Linked DNA regions of Homo sapiens: all the other regions are linked to region 4. A link is a contact called in ENCODE Hi-C or POLR2A ChIA-PET data. All regions are on one chromosome and are shown on one strand. Each heading gives the region's core, a stretch centred on a gene start or an enhancer-like site at or near the end of the contact. The rest is flanking DNA. Distances are from core to core; before and after follow the strand shown. Region 1 has its middle 71 kb from the start of LINC02521. Region 2 holds the start of MYLK4 (myosin light chain kinase family member 4). Region 3 has its middle 110 kb from the start of LINC02521. Region 4 holds the start of LINC02521 (long intergenic non-protein coding RNA 2521).

What was found. Hi-C counts contacts between places; a loop is a spot of excess contacts on that map. ChIA-PET counts read pairs that join two places held with the same protein, here RNA polymerase II (POLR2A). Pooled maps may share reads with other maps.
Region 1: a loop to region 4 is called in a map of ascending aorta, with 2.4 times the contacts of the local background. The contact joins the enhancer-like site here to the promoter of LINC02521 in region 4. A Hi-C loop is called at or near these places in 7 of 168 maps with a recorded cell type or tissue (PC-9, aorta, ascending aorta and 3 more) and 8 of 50 pooled maps. POLR2A ChIA-PET finds 5 or more read pairs at or near these places in 2 of 52 experiments (A673 and endothelial cell of umbilical vein).
Region 2: a map of endothelial cell of umbilical vein shows a loop between it and region 4 (6-fold over the local background). The contact joins the promoter of MYLK4 here to the promoter of LINC02521 in region 4. A Hi-C loop is called at or near these places in 6 of 168 maps with a recorded cell type or tissue (ascending aorta, endothelial cell of umbilical vein, gastrocnemius medialis and 2 more), 1 of 37 single-sample maps with no recorded cell type and 18 of 50 pooled maps. POLR2A ChIA-PET finds 5 or more read pairs at or near these places in 4 of 52 experiments (A673, B cell, activated CD4-positive, alpha-beta T cell and 1 more).
Region 3: a map of mammary epithelial cell shows a loop between it and region 4 (8-fold over the local background). The contact joins the enhancer-like site here to the promoter of LINC02521 in region 4. A Hi-C loop is called at or near these places in 4 of 168 maps with a recorded cell type or tissue (Caco-2, PC-3, endothelial cell of umbilical vein and 1 more) and 4 of 50 pooled maps. POLR2A ChIA-PET finds 5 or more read pairs at or near these places in 2 of 52 experiments (Caco-2 and PC-9).

The regions. Positions count from the first base shown.
Region 1 is chr6:2,561,194-2,565,391 of GRCh38, forward strand. No RefSeq gene overlaps it. Among named protein-coding and RNA genes, the nearest start is that of LINC02521, 71 kb to the right of the region's middle. Within about 2 kb of position 2,523, at least 3 of the 41 ENCODE cell types and tissues checked have a DNase peak (open chromatin) inside an H3K27ac peak, as active enhancers do.
Region 2 is chr6:2,748,255-2,752,567 of GRCh38, forward strand. MYLK4 (myosin light chain kinase family member 4) reads right to left here and starts at 2,668. Exons shown (of 13, transcript NM_001012418.5): 1 at 2,482-2,668; 2 at 882-1,152. The coding sequence starts at 1,040. RefSeq lists a silencer at 4,241-4,313.
Region 3 is chr6:2,521,296-2,525,931 of GRCh38, forward strand. No RefSeq gene overlaps it. Among named protein-coding and RNA genes, the nearest start is that of LINC02521, 110 kb to the right of the region's middle. Within about 2 kb of position 1,421, at least 3 of the 41 ENCODE cell types and tissues checked have a DNase peak (open chromatin) inside an H3K27ac peak, as active enhancers do; they include PC-3, endothelial cell of umbilical vein and mammary epithelial cell, where a contact is called at or near this core.
Region 4 is chr6:2,633,145-2,637,604 of GRCh38, forward strand. LINC02521 (long intergenic non-protein coding RNA 2521) reads left to right here and starts at 1,356. Exons shown (of 3, transcript NR_149119.1): 1 at 1,356-1,611; 2 at 3,793-4,311. LINC01600 (long intergenic non-protein coding RNA 1600) reads right to left here and starts at 1,459. Exons shown (of 3, transcript NR_131168.1): 1 at 1,421-1,459; 2 at 461-648.

The DNA.
Region 1 (4,198 bases), core at 1,273-3,772, 71 kb before region 4:
ATTTCAAGGAGGCAGTTAATGGCCTCACTACAAAAGAGTCCCAGGGGTCCCTAAAGCTTGACCCCAAAACTTGAACTCTACCTGAACTGATTTTTTTCTTTTTCTTTCTCCTGTTTTGAGGTTTGAAAACATTTAATCAACTCCCCTCCCAGGACATTTGATTTCTGTGCACTCCTGCACTTCTGGGCTCCATCTGGGGGAAGAAGTGCCAAAACCACCATTCGAAAGGCTGCCCCGAGGTATTTTCAGTCGGACTGGAAGCAGCAGGTAACGGAAATCTTATGAGACAGTTTGTTCTCAGGAGGTTTTTCTGTCCAGTTTTGCTGACCAAAGCATTCCCCGGGTTCAGATAAACCTTGAATTAGCAAGTGCACTTTGAAACACTGTTTGGTGGTTCTAATTGCAATAAAAGTGCTTGAAAGCTCTACCCCATACCCTTGCATTTGGCCATCCCTGGTTTTGTCCTATGACATAAGTGCTTCCTGGGCTCCCTAAAGTTTTTAGCTTCCCTTCCAGAAACTCTTGACATTTGGTTGAGTAGATCCTCTCAATGCTTCCAATTCAGTCAACAAACACTTATGGAGCAACGACAGTATTCCCGCCGTATGCTTAGAGCTCGGAATGGAGCCTCATATGCCTGAATTCAAGGGACTCAATCTAGCACAAAGGCAGACACACTCTCATGGGAGCTTATAAGTAACATTAACAGCTCAGATTAAGTACAGTGGAAGTACAGAGAGGTAGTGGAGATGTACAAGGAGTTAATTATTGTTTATTTTTCAAGGGACTCAATCTAGCACAAAGGCAGACACACTCTCATGGGAGCTTATAAGTAACATTAACAGCTCGATTAAGTGCAATGGAAGTACAGAGAGGTAGTGGAGATGCACGAGGAGTTAATAATTGTTTATTTTTACAATAATGGATTACAAAGTTCTTTCCCCAAAATGCCAGTTGTTTTAGAGAGTAATTTGTTTTGTTTTCTTTAATGATCTAAATTGATAAACCAGGGAATGGTAGGTAGGTTTCAATGCCGAGTTCATTGAATGGATTGGTGTGTCTCTGCAGAACACCTTGCTGAGGAAGATTCTGAGGTTGTGTTTGGTTTTAACAGGATATGGTGCTGTGATTAGTTGGTTGTCATTGATGCCTTGTGTGGAGGGAGGAACAGCATGCATGCCACAAACGTGCCTAGTCTGGAGTGGATATAGCCCAAGGATGAATCATTAATGCAGAGTTAAAACAGAGCTCAATGCATGGACTTCCTCAGCCCCAACTGTGAACTACAGCAGAATCCCCTTGTGCCAGGGCTCCATCTTACATTGATTTGTGTACCGTGTAGTTCAAAGGCTAGTTCCTGAAATACTAAAAATGCTTAGAGGAAAAGTCAGAGATAATAATACATTAGAACATTGAAGTCCATGTAGACCCCCCAACCTGTGATTTATAAAGGGTCTCTACTGCATTTAGATATTCCATCCCAAGAAACAATAAAAATAAAACCTTCCCACCACTTTGCTATAAGGCTTTGAAAATGACCTATGGCCTATCAGCAGGTATAGACTTTAGGGGATTATCTTCAAACTGTGGATTTACCAAACAAGAAGTGGGAATTTTTGAGTAGAAATTACAGTATCTGCCTAGAGGTGTGGCATATGTGTGCTTGTTGGGAAATGGAATTCCCAGTTAATCCTGGAAGACCGGAGGCCCAGCCAGGCCATCCTGACAGCTGGTTGCCAGGCAGCCTCTGGTGATGATGTACAAGAACATACTTATCACCCCAGGGCTCTGGGGGAAAGTGAGATACCATGACTAGAGTGCTATAAAGCTGTCTGGCTATTTGGGAGTATTATTCTTATTAAATTAAAGTTCTATTAAAAGGAAACATGTTACTATTTAGATTTCTGTCTGCTTGGCAGCGTTTGCTTCATAAATCTTGCAGGAGAAAATTGGCCCACTGGAACTGGATGTTGGATATAGCATTTCTTCAACATCAAGAAAATGGCCACACATTTTTTTAATTGTTTCCCTTGCAAATAATTTTTAAATAGTCTTACAAAAATGTTTTTCTTGCTTCACTCCCCAGTGAGTTAAAAATGCACACCGACATTGCCAGTTGGCATAATGTGTTGTGATTCCAGCAGACAGCAATGGGAATGTATGAAGTGATGGTTGAGGTGAAGGACAGCGGAACTGCTTTTTCTTGCAGCATGCAGTATGCAAAATGATCCTTTTTATTTTTAACTAATTCCTTAAAGCAAAAGCTCTTCCCACCCACGAGTGTTGCCTAATTGGGGGACATGGAAAATGAATGAAGAAACAATCCTCAAACAAGGAGTGTTTGCTGCTCCCATTTCAGCACTAATTAATTACTGTTGTCAGTAAACTGAAAGTGTTCATGGAATTACATTTTCCAGAGCCTTCACCTGGATCTAAAGCTGGATTTGAGGTATGTTGCTCCAGGCTTCAAACGGTGGTGGGGCACAATCACAGGCCATGGGAGCTCCAGATCCACAGCCCTTTGGTGTAAAGGACGATGTGTGTCAGTGTTTGCTTGTGGTTCTGAAATGAGACGCTTTCCTACTTCAATTACATTGTGGTGGCTCAAGCATTACAAGATAAGCCTCAAATAGGAGTGTAGCCTTACCAGAAACGAAAGTATGTGTTTGAGTTTCCAGATTCAATAGTCATATGTTGACACTTTGAACTACGAGCTGTTCCATGTTTGGGGCTTGATAGGCAGAAACTGAAAGAGGCAGAGATTTGGTTCTGAAACACTCCCAACTCCCTCGTAGCCATTTTCTGTTTGTTTTCTTTAAGCCCTGGTCCTCTGCTTTGCCACCTGTAAACCATTCTTTTCCCCACCTTTAAGCCATTCTGTGCTCCAGTCCATAGGGGTGTAGTCCCACAGTAAAAGGTATTGGATGGGGAGTTCTTTCATTCATTGATTTATTCCACAAATACATGAGTAGCTCTTGGATGCTGGGCTCTGTGCTAGGCATTAGGGATGCACACCAATACGGCCCCATTCCCTTGCTGTGCAGAGGAAGAGAGAAACATTAATCAAATGATCACAAGAAAGAATTTGTCATTAAAACTGCAATAAGCATTGTACCATGAAGTAGAGTCATTATCATAGCATATCACTGGGGCGAGGGGCGGGGGGAGGCACATTGCTTGGTTGAAGGAAATGGGTAAAGGGTTAGGAAGTCAGGGAAAACTCTGCTTTAATGATGCTTGGGCCAGTATCAAACAGCAACTAGATGGCTTGAGAAAGGTGGAGCGTTTCCTCATGAGTGGGCTTTGCTGGGTCAGAGGGAGTTCCCAGGATATGGGACTTTCAGTATTGAAAGCAGGACAGTCCCAGGCAAACCTACACATAAGGTTACAGAGCCTGAAAAGACCCCATCACAGAAGGGGGCACGGAGCATTTGAGGAATTGCTAGAGTTGCTGAAAAAACCTGGCAGTACCCAGCCCCAGCTGAGATCCAGTGAGAGACAAGGGGCCAAGTCATGTAGGGCCTTAAAAGTCATCCTCAGGTCTCTATCCTAACAGCAATGGAAAGTGTTTTTTTGTTGCTGTTGCCTTTTTTTTTGAGATGGAGTCTCACCCTGTCACCAGGCTGCAGTGCAGTGGCGCGATTGTGGCTCACTGCAACCTCCACCTCCCGGGTTCAAGCAATTCTTCCTGCCTCAGCCTCCTGAGTAGCTGAGACTACAGGCGCACACCACCACACCCGGTTAATTTTTGTATTTTGAGTAGAGACAGGGTTTCACCATGTTGGCCATGATGGTCTCGATCTCCTCACCTGTCTTGGCCCCCCAAAGTGTTGGGATTACAGGCGTGAGCCACCATGCCTGGCCTGCAAAGTGTTTTAAGCAAATAAATGACAAGATCAGATTTGCCTTTCAAAAAGTTCACCCTAGCTAGAATATGGAGGCCATTACCACACAAAATGCAGACATCTTTTCTTCAAGTAAAGCTGGCTGTGGACCCTTGGTGTAATGTTTGGTAAATGTTTCCACAACTGGCTTTCTGGGGGATTGGTGTTACCAGCCAGTTCCATGTCCGTTCTGCCTGTGCACAGTAAATCAATCACTGTGACACAGGTTTTGCAAAAGAGAAAAGGGTTATTTGCAGGGCCACCAAGTGAGGAAGTAGAAGATAAGGCTTGGGGATTTTTATGGGTTAGGGAAG
Region 2 (4,313 bases), core at 1,418-3,917, 120 kb after region 4:
TGTTTCCGTTACTAGGAAAGCAACTGAGGAAACATGAACAAATAACACGAGGTTTCCCAACCTTAAGGAGCCTTGTCTAGAGAAAGGTGATCAACATGTTCAAAACCACCACATGTGCTGGAATGAAGGCACGGGCAAAATGCTTGATGCTCCCACCGGGCAAGGAGCCAACGGATGATGGGCAGGAACTGACTGGGCCAAGGCAGGGGAGGTAATTGCTGCTGCCGCTAACACATATTAAATGCTGACTCTAGTGACAGATACTAGGCGGAGTGCTTTACAGACGTGATCACACTTAATTTTCACAATTGCTATTATCTCACTAATTCAGATGTGGCAAGCCCTTGGTTAAATTAATATTTTTCCCAAGAACGAGCAGCTGGAATGGGGCTCAGAACTCTCGTTCTGCACAGAGGAGGGTACAAGCCCCACCGTCGTGCCATCAGCAAGTCTTTCTTGTCCCTTCTCTGGACTTCACTATCAACAGCTCTGCTGTCTACCGCGTGAGGAACTCAAGATCTGAAGGAAAAAGGAGAAACTTCTTTCTGCAGAACAGTGTGCCTCTCAGAGCCCTTTTCTGAATTTCAAGCCCAAATCCATCATGCTAAAGGATTCTTCTTCATTTCTGCAAGCTGGCTGTATAACTCCTAAGCCACTAACTAAAAGTGAAGTCGACTGCTGGCAGAAATGCAGTTTCAAAGGCCTCCTAATTATTTACCAAACACAATTGTATAGTCGACACACACAATTCTCACTGAAGCAAAGTGGAATGATGCCTATTCATAAACTTTCCTTAATTGTACTCACAAGCGGCTCCATGACATTAGAAAAGATAAGATAGAATGAATACTTTTTAGGAGACTAAATTAGAACATGATTACCTCATTATGTCCAGATCTTGAATCCTGGTCCCCAGAATTTTTTTCCAGAAAACACTTCACTTTCTCCACCTCTTCCCTGCACTGAAAAAAGGCCATTTTCTCCAGCTGGTTGCTGTTATAACACGTGTTGAATTCTTCCAGCCTCTTCACTTTTAACATCTTAGTAGTGAGTCCGATTAAGCTACTTTCTGGAGTGTGGTTTTCGTCTCCCTCTGTCTCCGATTTATAAATCAGGACACAATTATGACTCTTCAGTGCTTCTTTCTCTTGACTGCAAAGAAAGGAAACACAAAAAGTTCTCATCACGTATTCATGCATTTGACTTCTTGAGAAAATGACCAGTGAGAATTTGGAAGTCCCTTCTGTTTAAACTGGAGAGAGGATCCAAAATCAGGAAAAGAAATACTAACATTCATATTGAGTTTCCAACATTGGAACTTTAAAAGGAAAAAAAATTTTTTCACTTTAAAACTACAAAAGCAAACAGTAAGAAGCAATGTCAAGATTCACTGGTGATGAAATATGCTCCTTATTGCACAAAACAAGCCGTAGATCAAGTGGCCAGCTTGGATGTAAATTATAAAGTATCTTTGGGTTTAATTGGAACCGCAGGTTTTGCAGCCCCGTGGGAAGGGCTTATCACAGAAGGGGTCTCTCTGCTTCCCCTGGCCTCCCTCTGCAGAGGGATCGCTCCCGAATGAGTCCTTTTCCAGAACTCTTCTCTACCTATGCCTTAAAATGTGTGGTGTTTATTTGTGAAAAGAAATTTATTTCCTTACAGTCTTCTCACGTGGACAGCACTCCCAGATACCTTTCCTTGCATCTGCATTAACAGCTATGTACCGAGAAGTTCAGAGTCTTTTCACTCTCCTTAAAATACTTTCCTCGCAAATGAAGTAATGCAGCATACATAATTCGCTTTGATACTAGAGACATATACGCATGTCTATATGTACACATCACTTGATTGCATAGAGAGGCAGGGAGAGGGAGAGACATTTGAATTTGTGCTAGTTCCGCATGGCTGACAACTGAGGCCCCCTGGTGGAGATTTTCCGAAAAGCGCCTCTTCGAGCATTTTCTCCGCTTAAAAACCGTATTGTGATTCTCATCAGAAAACTTAATATTTTGTTTTGTCAGTTCCTATAGTAAAATGATACTCTTGAGTTCCAAAGTGTTTAAAATTCACTGCTCTAACAAATTATACTTATCCACATAAAGAGCTTACATTCAAACAAATAAAAATGCAAATATTAATACTATCAACCAGAGCTCTACAGATATATTACAGATCATTCTTAGCATTCTTTCAAATTGCCCTGAAAAAATTATTAAAATAAGGAAACAAATGCATGGCTATTTCTAAGGCAAACTACGACTAAAATACTATGGTTAATTGCAGATGAAACTCAAGTTGGATCAGGAAGCCACACAAAATTAATGTATTAAAACAAAAGCTTAGGATTAAGATACAATAATTTTGCAAAGAAATATTAAACATTAAGCTCTACCTGAAGTTTGGTACAATTTGTTATTGAAGGTAACTTAGAAAAAAGGGGAGGAGATTTGAGAGGTTATAACAATAAACAAAGATAATTACCATTGATAGGATCACATCGAAGAGCTTGAGCCACTCCAAGTCTAGAGCATACATTCCAGAAGATAAAGAGAAATTTTGCAGAATTCAAACTGACTATGAAAGTCTCTGGTAAAAGTTTTGACTCTCAGTCGTATAAATCTTCTGAAAAGACAAGTGTCCACTACGAGAGGAAGTATCTTCTCTCTCAAATGCCACTTTCAGCCCCTGTTTAAATTAATATGGCTCTTGATCTCACGTTGCTCAGCTGTTGCCTTCTTAGTCAGATGGGGAAGAATATTAATTTTAGACACCAGGCTTTTCAAGGCCAATGGCTCCATTTCAGAGGTCAGGTAAGGAGAGGATGAACCGGGAACACTGGATGAAATATCACCTTCACCTTTCCCTCGTATCATTGTGTCAATACTCTCGGATTTACAAAGCTAGATTTGTCCTCGGCAATCATCTGCCTGGACCTTCTGCCCCTTTCAGACTCAGGATTATTTAAGTGCTCATTAAATTTCCCCCAGTAGGGAAAATGCCAGGTGTGGCAACCCCACAGCCACCTCTGTTTGCCCATCTTACGCTTTGAGCATATCCAACTGCAATATAGAAGATCTTCTGAAAGCAGTTAGCAAGTTTGTTTTATTTTTCTCAGTTCTTAAAGATGTTTGCAAAGTCTCCAACCATTTCTAGCTCTAGGGAAAGGTCAAAGGCACAGGCATCCAGGAAACAGGAATAAATTTTTCATAAATTCTCCTTAAGCAACACTAGGACTTCATCCGTAGTTTTCTGCACAGACCAAGAAAGGGGAATTTCAACCCACCTGCCCGACTCTCACAGTAGTGCATCCCTAGATTCACTGAAGTGGCATAAAACTTTGATTGCCCAGAGGCTGGACTTTGCAGTCTTGAAAACCCTGCAATTTTTCAGGGCCTGGCCAATTGTCACCTCTTATTTGGAGCCTGTGTTAGCCCCTCTATGCCCCATTCTAACACCAGCCTCTGCTGCTCTTCTGCTTCTTTTAAAAAAAAAACCTTATTTTTAATTCAGATCGATGCATTCCATGTGAAATAAAAATACATATTTTTCCATTTTATGTAGTATTAATGAATTACAGCAAAATCTTTTTTAAAACACAAAACGCTTGTTATTTTTCAGATTGGAGAGCTTTGTTCTTCAGCAAAAGTAATGAAGTGGAACTATAAATTTGTGGAGATAAATTATCTGACAAAAGTATTATACAAAGACTAAGCTGGTTTGAGGTTACCAATTTTGTTAGTATAATTAAATTGTGTAGAAGTACTGATAAGGCAACAAATGCCCTGCCAGAGGCAAGATGTGTGTGGGCTGCTGCTGATCCAACCACATCCTCCACCCGGACCACCACCACGCAAAAGCAGACTTCCTATCTCGTTGGCTCCAGCAAACCAACCACAGGCTTGAGTGAGCCAGAGGCCAGGAGAATCTGCTCCTTAGCTTATTTTTTTGTAATAAACTTTTCCTTTTAGAGTAGTTTTACATCTACAGAAAAGGTGCAAAGGTAGTTCAGAGTTCCCCTTGCCCTGCACCCCGAATCCTCTGTTTTTAACATCTTACGTTGGTATGGTATACTTGTCACAATTAATGAACCATGGTGAACGTTATTATTAACTAAACTCAATACTTTATTGTTGCTGGGTTTTTTTTTTCCCCAAATGCCCCTTTTCTGTTCCAGAATCCCATGCAGGATTCCACAGTACATTTAGAATCAGTAGGATTTATGATAGATTGGGTATGGGGTATGAAAGAAAGATGGTAGACACCTTTGCATATTTTCTTCTGAGCACTTGAAAGACAGAGTGAACATTAACTGA
Region 3 (4,636 bases), core at 171-2,670, 110 kb before region 4:
TGAGACAGGAGAATCACTTGAACCCGGGAGGCAGAGGTTGTGGTGAGCCAAGATCGCACCATTGCACTCCAACCTGGGCAACAAGAGCAAAACTCCGTCTCAAAGAAAAAAAAGAAATTACTTCTTTCTGTTTTCCTTACATTCATTCTGTTATTTTTCCTCAAGCTCCTAAAATGCAGGCTTAATGTACTTGCCTTCCATATTTTATTTTTAACAATATGAACATCTAAAGCTACTGTTTTTCTCTGAACGCTGCTTTACTGGCACCCCATAGGCTTATATATATATTGTTCTAATTATCATTATTTTCTAAATATTCTGCAATTTTGATGTTGATTTTGATTTTTCATTGACAGAAGAATTAAAAAAGAGTTTTCAAAATATTTTAGTGGTGGTTTTACTTTATTTATTTATTTTTTGGGATGGAGTCTCGCTCTGTCACCCAGGCTGGAGTGCAGTGGCATGATCTCGGCTCACTCCAGCCTCTGCCTCCCAGGTTCAAGTGATTCTTCTGCCTCAGCCTCCCAAGTAGCTGGAATTGCAGGCATGTGCCACCACGTCTGGCTAATTTTTGTATTTTTAGTAAAGACACGGTTTCACCATGTTGGTCAGGCTGGTCTTGAACTCCTGACCTCAGGCGATCCACCCACCTCGGCCTCCCAAAGTACTGGGATTACAGGTGTGAGCTGCTGCACCCGGCCCTGTTTATTTGTTCTCTAGTTTCTAATTTTATTATTGACTTCTTATTTTATTGAATTATGATAAAAATGTTTGTACATTTTAACTTAAAAACAATTGATGTTTTCTCTCTGCCTGACTTAGTCCATTTTTATGACTATTACTGGATCATTTGGGAAAAGGATTCGTTCATTCTCTAATTTGAGAGTATAGCATCTGACATATAGCAATTAGATCCGTTTCATTACTGGTTTAGGTCTTGTTTTTTTACATTGTATGTGTGCACATGTGCTTGATCTAACATGAACTGAGTTTCCTATTGTCGGTGAATTTCTGCATATTTCTTCTTGCATTTCCTGTGGGTTTTACTCCATCAGTGTTGGTGCTGTGCTGTACGGCGCAAATTCATAACAATTATATCACTATTGGGGATTGCAAACTCCAGCATTTTAAAGTGTGTGTCTTTGTGAATTCTATGATCCTACCACTTAAAGCACATGTGTTTGAGGGCATATTTTTATAGCACAGCTGTTCTGAAAACACAAACCAACCAAGGCCAAGGAAAGACAAGAGCCTGATTCTTTTAAATTTATGATGATAACACTAAAATTCCTTCTACAAAGCGAGCTTCCCGGCCTCAGAAAATGGCTTCAGTTCAAGTAGTAGGATCTTTCACAAAAAAATTCTCTGTCTACACATATTTGAACCTTTCTGACCAACAGCAACAACAAAAAACATAACACAACAATGTAAAGAGCACATTACTCATGACTAATCATCTAACCACAGAGGGAACTTCACTTCCTTCCTTCTTCACCACGTCCCCTTTTCCTCCCCAACCTCGCCCCCCTCTACCTTCTCTCTTGCTGTCTCCTGACGTGTATCCCTTGAATAAATGTGCTTTTTCCAAAGAAGATCGCTCCTGGCTCCTGCTCTCTCGCAGCTACTGACCAGTTGAACTCAGGGCGCTGGGTCCACTGGTGATTATGTGTGGGCTCCCACAGGTGACAAAAAGCCCATCTGGACTGCAGGGTCTTTAAACCCCAACGCTTCACACGTTCAACTTCTCACCCTTGAGAGTCTGTCACTTAGAGTTTTATTTTTCTACTCCCACTCTGTGCCACTCTATCCTGTAGACTCATTTTACAAAAGCAGCAAAATCTAAGTCTGACAGGTAATCCCATCTCTCCAGATTAGATGAGCTGGAAGCAACTTCTTGGCCCTGACATGTTGTGCAGAGGCACACAGCCAACCTTTGAAAGAACAAATGGGGGAAATTTGGAAATAGAGAAAGAGTGATGTCTCATGACTGTTACTATGATTTAGATTAACACATCTTTGGCCTGGGCCCCGGAAGTTGGATTTTCTTACAAGGTGGACATGTATCAACACAGAGCCTGCAGAACACGTAACTGTACAAGGCATACAGTGACCAGGAAGGGCAAAGACTCGCTAGTAGGCAACACTTTATCCTAGGGCACATAAGTATCAGAGAAAGAGGACAGAGCAGTCCTGGAGTCTTTCAAGTTGGGTCAGATCACCATAGATTTTGAACAAAATTAGTATCTTGGAGTTTATGATGACTGGGTTATGAATGCACCTATTAGGAAAATAGCCTATAATTTTTAGAAACCAGAAGCAATTGACGATTATGGATGTTTTAGTATTTTATTATGAGATATTACCTATTGGAATTTTTTGTTTGGGGAATTTTAGCAAGATATTAAATCAAGAATAGATAAACATCCAGATTATTGGAAAACCTTGGTGATGTAATTTCAGGGTCACTTTGCTACGTTAACTCATGGAGCATCATCACAGTACTACCAGAAGCAGGGAGCTGGGCAAGGTCCTGCTTGTTTACTTGCCTAAGCATAATGGCTGAATTTTGGAAATGATGAACAAGTAAGCTTGAAATCAATCCCCAGTGACCTTCGAAAACATATCACTAAATTAATATTCACCAGTAGATATCACGCATGAAAGAACAGACACATCATTTCTGTTTCTGATGGGGTTGCAATGACAAACTTATAGATGGGAACAAAGAGCTAGCCCTTCACCTCAGAATTGCTGCAAAAACATCAAAACATTCTCATTTGATAGCTGTCAAAGACCAAGCTAAATGAAGATATAGACAGGTGGTTTCAAAGTTTGTTAAATATCTTTGCTAAATAATATTAGCAATGGCCCTTGTCAACTGGAAGAGATGCCCTAACCCACCACCTAACTGCCTGCCAAAAATGGGGAACCAACAGTGTAAACAGATTAAAAGTGCAGGTTCTGGAATGTGATGACCTGGATTTTGAACCACATGCTTTCTGCTTTGGCCTTGAAATGTTATTTTACTCCTTCCTCCTGCAGTGCCCTCTGCTGACAGAGCTGAGCATTGTGTCAGGAGAATATCAACAGGGACCAGCTCCAGCATTGCAAGACAGGCAAAGAAGAGTGTGTTTGGAGCCAAAGTGACACCTGCCACAAGCTGGGCACTGCTGTCTATAGGACCTCATACTCCACTGTAAGGACTTTTACAAGAGCAAGAGGGCTTCGAGCAGAAGAATGACACAACCTTATTCATACTTTCAGCAGGATGATTCTGGTTCCCGAGCTGAGAATGGACCAGAGGAAGGCAAGGTGGAAGCTGGTGAGGAGGCTGTTGTGTTAATATTGCAATAAGAATTTAGCAGGCTGTTTAGCATTTATGTAATAAAGATATTCCTATGGGACTGTTACGATATCTTACCTAACCATCACTGCTAACTCTAAGTCTAAATAAGAAATAAGTATTTTTTAAAGAACATTAAAAAAATCAATCACCACAAAATACATGCCGACTTTCATAGTAGGTGATTATGATTATATTGCAATATAAACTCAAAGTAAACCAAATCAAACAGACATTTGGTGTTTTGATTTTTTTGGCAAAGTGATTTCTTAACATCTCTATTTTGAAAATTATTGAATCTTTTTGATTAGTAATACATTCACATCGTTTTCAAAATAAAACAAAGATATGCAAAAGTATTCAGTAAAAAGTCTTTCTTCTGCCTTTATCCACTATGTGTCCTGTTCCCATAAAACTTTTGTTTGCCAGTGGTTTGGATAAAGAAAATGTGGTACAGGCCGGGTGTGGTGGCTCATGCCTGTAATCCCAGCACTTTGGGAGGCTAAGGCAGGCAGATCACTTAAGGTCAGGAGTTTGAGACCAGCCTGGCCGACATGGTGAAACCCCAACTCTTCTGAAAACACAAAAATTAGCTGGACATGGTGGCAGATGCCTGTAATCCCAGCTACTAGGAAGGCTGAGGCACAAGAATCAATTGAACCTGGGATGCAGAGATTGCGGTGAGCCAAGATTGAGCCACTACACTCCAGTCTGGGCGATAGAGCAAGACTCAATCTCAAGAAAAAAAAAAAAGAAAGAAAATATGGTACATGCACACCATGGAATGCTATGCAGCCATAAAAAAGAATGAGATCATGTACTTTGCAGTATCATGGAAGCAGTGGAGGCCATATCCTAAGCAAATTAATGCAGAAACAGAAAACCAAATATAGCATATCCTCACTTATATGTGGGAGCTAAACGTGGGGTTAATAAATACTGGCAATTCCAAAAGAGGGGATGAAAGGAGGGGAAGGGTTGGAAAACTACCTATTGAGTACTATGTTCACTACTTGGGTGACTGAATCATGAGTCCAAATCTCAGAATCAAACAATATGCCCTTGTAACAAACCTGCACATGTACCCCCTGAATCTAAATTTAAAAATAAAAACTTTTAATTTTTTTTGTATCTCTTTCCAGAGTTTTTAAGCATAAGTGTTAGCAAACACAAATATATATTATTATCTCCCCTTTCGGTTTTACGCAAAAGGAACATACTATGCACATACTTTTCTTCACCTTGCTTCTTCACAAAATTTTGTATCTGGATATATTTCCATATCATAGGTAT
Region 4 (4,460 bases), core at 106-2,605:
AATAAATAATAAGATAAAAGAATCAGGCACTGTAGGGGTATTTGGCCCACAGCCATCCTGTCTCAGCAGGGTCCTTTTCATTGAGGGAAGCATTTTTCATATCCATAATTTGCCCCTTTCTCTAACCCAGGGTGCACGCTGCCGTGGCCCTTGGTGACAATGTCCCCTGTGGCCTTCCTCCAAAGCTTGCTCCAGCAAGCTCTGACATGGTGTCCTCCCTCCCCTTCTGGGCTGCGGCTTCTCCAACCTCCCCCAGCTCCTGCAGACAGAGGAGAAACAGCAAGTCACAAGATAAGACAAAGACCCTCTAGGCCAGGCCACTCCTCGCTGCCACTCTGGGACAGCAAGGCAAAACGCAGACGGCCCCAGCTCTGGACGCCTCTCCTCCTCTGGACCCTAACCCTAACCCTAAGCCACTGGAACACTCACGGGAGAAAGCTGGACCTGCTTTGAGGCTCACCTCCCTGCATGCACATCCATCCGGCTTCTCTCAAGAAGCAACCTGGTGTCTGAGAGCCGTTGAGTCTTCATCCCAGCTCTGGTATTTCTCTCATGTGGCCACATAACCTTGAATGTCTGACCTTCAATTTCTTCATCTGTACAGTGGTGAAGATGATCCCCACTTTGCTAGGTTGTTGTGAGCATTACCTAAAAGAAAATAGGTGCTATGGCGGCATGTTTGTTGAGCTAGGAGGACTCGGAACAAAATTAGCTTCTGCACCGGCTGTGCTGGAGCCAGGCAGGCCGCTCCGGTGTGGCCCTGTTTTTCCTGGTTTGTGTCCCAGGAACCTGCCAACCCTCATTGTCCCGGATTTTCCCTTTGACTCCAAAAGCCGTGTCTTTCTTATCAAGCCTCTTTATTTTTGTTATTATCCCGTCAACATACTCCCCTCTGATTCGCCCCCACTAATGACTCGCGCCCTTTCCAAAGTCCCAGCACACCGCGCTTATAATCTCTTTCAGCTGTCCTTAAAAAGGTTCTATTTGTCCCCTCCGCCCCGCTCAGGGGCGCCCGGACTCTGGGGCCCGGCCTTCGCGGGCTCCCGGGTTCCTCCCATCGCTTCCCTCACAGTCCTGGCCGCAGGGCAGCGGGTTTCGCACGGGAGGGAAGGTTTGGATGGCTAACGCCCAGGGTTGGTCTTCCCTGTGTCTTTTATGGGAACACGTTCCTGCCTGCGCCCCACGGGACAGAGCCGTTTTCCCGCCCCGCCACGCCGCGCCCGCAGGCCCCGCTGCCCGCAGCCTCTTCCCGACGCCCCAGGCCGTGCGCCCCCCCGAACCGGGCCCACCGCGTGCTGTGCGGGGCTTCCGCGCCTGCGCACGAACGCTTCTGCGAGCTTTCTCGGAAGCAGCTGGGGGGCGGGGAATCTGCTGAGGAACGGCGCTTTATAAATCAAAAGATAATAATAACAGAGCTTACGGTGAGCACCGGAGGCTGGAAACGGGGTGGCATCCGCTCGGGGCGGGGCGGCGTCGCCAGCGAATGACAACACTGCCCCCTGGTGGCCGATGCGGCCAGGCCCGAGAGAGCGCAGGCCGGGTGCGAGCCAGGCTTCCTCACCACGCGGCTTCCCCACTCATCCCATAGAAACCGTAACTGAGCAAATGACGGTAAGTCCCCAGGAAGCGTTAAGGCCAGGAAGCAGCACAGGAGAAAAACCCGAATCCCATTTTTTTAGAGTAGGGATTTATTTGTTGTCCCCAGATAGCAAGCTGAATTTCTGAATAGTTCAGAGCTCACAAAAGAAGCCAAGACCTTTCAGGGCATTTTATAATGTTGCTTTTTATAAACAAAATATTGAAACCACTACTATCACTGTCACTGGGGGATTACTGTTGAGCAGAAATGCTTGTGAAACTCCCAAAAGAAAGGGTCGTTTGTGCTTCTTTGGCATTAAGTAAAAATGTCCTGTTTGGTGTGTACACGTTTTCATATTTAATTATTCACACTGTGCACTTTATATATAAACTCAGCACTTAGGTTCTCTGTGAGCCAGAAACCTGGCTTCTGTGCTCATCCATAGACCCAGTGAGAGTGTAGAAGCCAAGCCTGGTGGAGCCTGTGTCTACCAGGGCATTGCAGTAAAGCTTCTACCACTCACTGTAAATACCTCCCATCGAGGCTGAGGAAAAGTTGTAGCATACTTGGAAATTGGGGTGGAGTATTGTCATCCAAAAAGGCATATTTCTTTTGGTGTTTTCCATACCCGGCTGTGTCATTGTGAAGCCTCAGCTCTCCCAATCTCCCCATAAACTGGAGGAATCCTAGTGTTTCCTGTCCTGCCACATTATGTGTGGGGAAGATTTTTTTTTTTTTTTTTGAGACAGAGTTTCACTCTTGTTACCCAGGCTGGAGTGCAATGGCGCGACCTTGGCTCACTGCAACCTCTGCTTCCTGGGTTCAAGCGATTCTTCTGCCTCAGCCTCTGGAGTACGGAGCTGGGATTACAGGCACCCGCCACCATGCCCGACTATTTTTTGTATTTTTTAGTAGAGACCGGGTTTCACCATGTTGGCCAGGCTGGTCTCAAACTCCTGACCTCAGGTGATCCACCCGCCTCGGCCTCCCAAAATGCAGAAAGAGTCTTAAGATGGATTTTTAGTAAGTACTTCAAGCGGCTTTATGAAAGCTACCGTCAGTAAAGTAGAAAACTATATATGCACATATTTAGATATGGAGCTCCCACGGAGGAAGTGCTCTGACAGGTCAAATCTGCCCCCAAAATAAGTTGATAGAACTTCAAGGAAGCATGAAAGCGGCCTTGCTGTGCATTTCATTTTATGGAGCGTAAGTGCCTAATAAATGAATGTGTGGGTCTGAAGAAAGTGATATTTTCTAATGAAGTTATAAGTGTCGCAGTCCGGAAAAGTAGAACCCAAACAAACACAAAAAGGAGCGTGCAAGGCCCACGCCGCGCTGCACAGACTCTCCCCACCTGGTGAATGCTGACCTGGGGCCAGGCCACAGGCAGGGAGAGAAAGGTCGCCGGCATGAACACCAGGTGACCCCGTGAAGTGTGTGCTTCTGAGAGCAGGGGTCCCCCAAGTGAAGTGGGCGATGGCCTCCACCACCTTGAGAGCTCGTCATCCACTGTTTTTAACACTGCCTTCTGTTTTGCTTTAGTTCTGCTAAGATACACCTAACATAAAATGGACCCTCTTAACCTTTTTTAAGTGTGCAGTTCAATGGCATTAAGTACATTCACATTACTATGCAACCATCACCGTCATCCATCTCCGGGACTTTCTCCTCTTCCTAGATGGAAACTCTGGCCCCACTACACACCAACTCCCCATCTTCTCTCCCCCGTTCCAGTTGCTGTCTTTGTGAATTTGACCACTAGGAACCTCACACAACGTTTATCCTTTTTATCACAGGATTACTACACTTAGCAGGATGTCCCCCAGGCTCATGCACGTTGTAGCGTGTCAGGGTTTCCCTCCCTGTTAAGGTGAGTCGCGTTCCATCATACGCACCCATCACGTCTTGCTTATCCATTGATCTGTCCATGGATCCATGGACGCTTGGGTTGTTTCCACCTTCTGCCTAATGTGAATAACACTTCTGTGAACACGGGTGTACACGTAACTCCTTGAGACCCTGCTTTCGATTCCTTTGGATATATACCCGGAAGAGGATTGCTGGATAACGTGGTGATTCCGTTTAATTTTTGGAGGAGCCACTGTACAGATTTCCGCGCGGCCGCACAGCTTTTCCGTCCCACCCGCGGTTCCGAAGGGCCCACTTTCTCCACGTCCTCCCCAACGTTGTTGTTTCTGGATTTTTGACAGAGGCCATCCTGATGAGTACGAGGTGGTAGAGCTGCCTGCTTTTTGATTAATGTGACGATCACACCCTCTGCCTGGGAGTTTTACAGACTGGTGATGACTTTTTGTGGCATCTCAGGAAAGAACATAACTTCGTGGACGTCCTTAGTCAGAATCTACTCAGTGTATCTACTCAGTATAGGCTCACATGAGCCCTCACCTTCCCAGGGAGTCACAACCTCTACTATACTTCTTCTTTCTGCTCTGCCCCCCACAAACGGCCCTGCCAGCCCTCACCACCTAGAGGGAGATTGGGAGCCGGTAGAGGAAAGACACCCTGAATCCCCGAGGTCAAGCAAAGCCCTGGGGAGGCGCCGTGGGATCCCTGCCTCGGGCCTGCCTAGACAGTATGTGAATGAGTATCCCAGAGATTCTCCCCGCTGTGACCTCGAGGGCCAGCCTGCCTGTGTGGCCGTGAGCTGCTTTCTTCCCAGAGGAACTTGCTTGCGGCAGCAGGACTCCACAGCCTCAGGGGCAGCTTGGGTATGTGTGTGTTCCTGTGCCACGGTTATATGTCCGTTTGGGTGTGTGTGTTTCTGTGTGTGTGTGTGTGTGTGTGTGTGTGTGTGTGCGCGTGCGGGGGTGGGGGGTGTTTGGCAGGACCAATGTGTCTTGTATACTCAAGGGCGGAT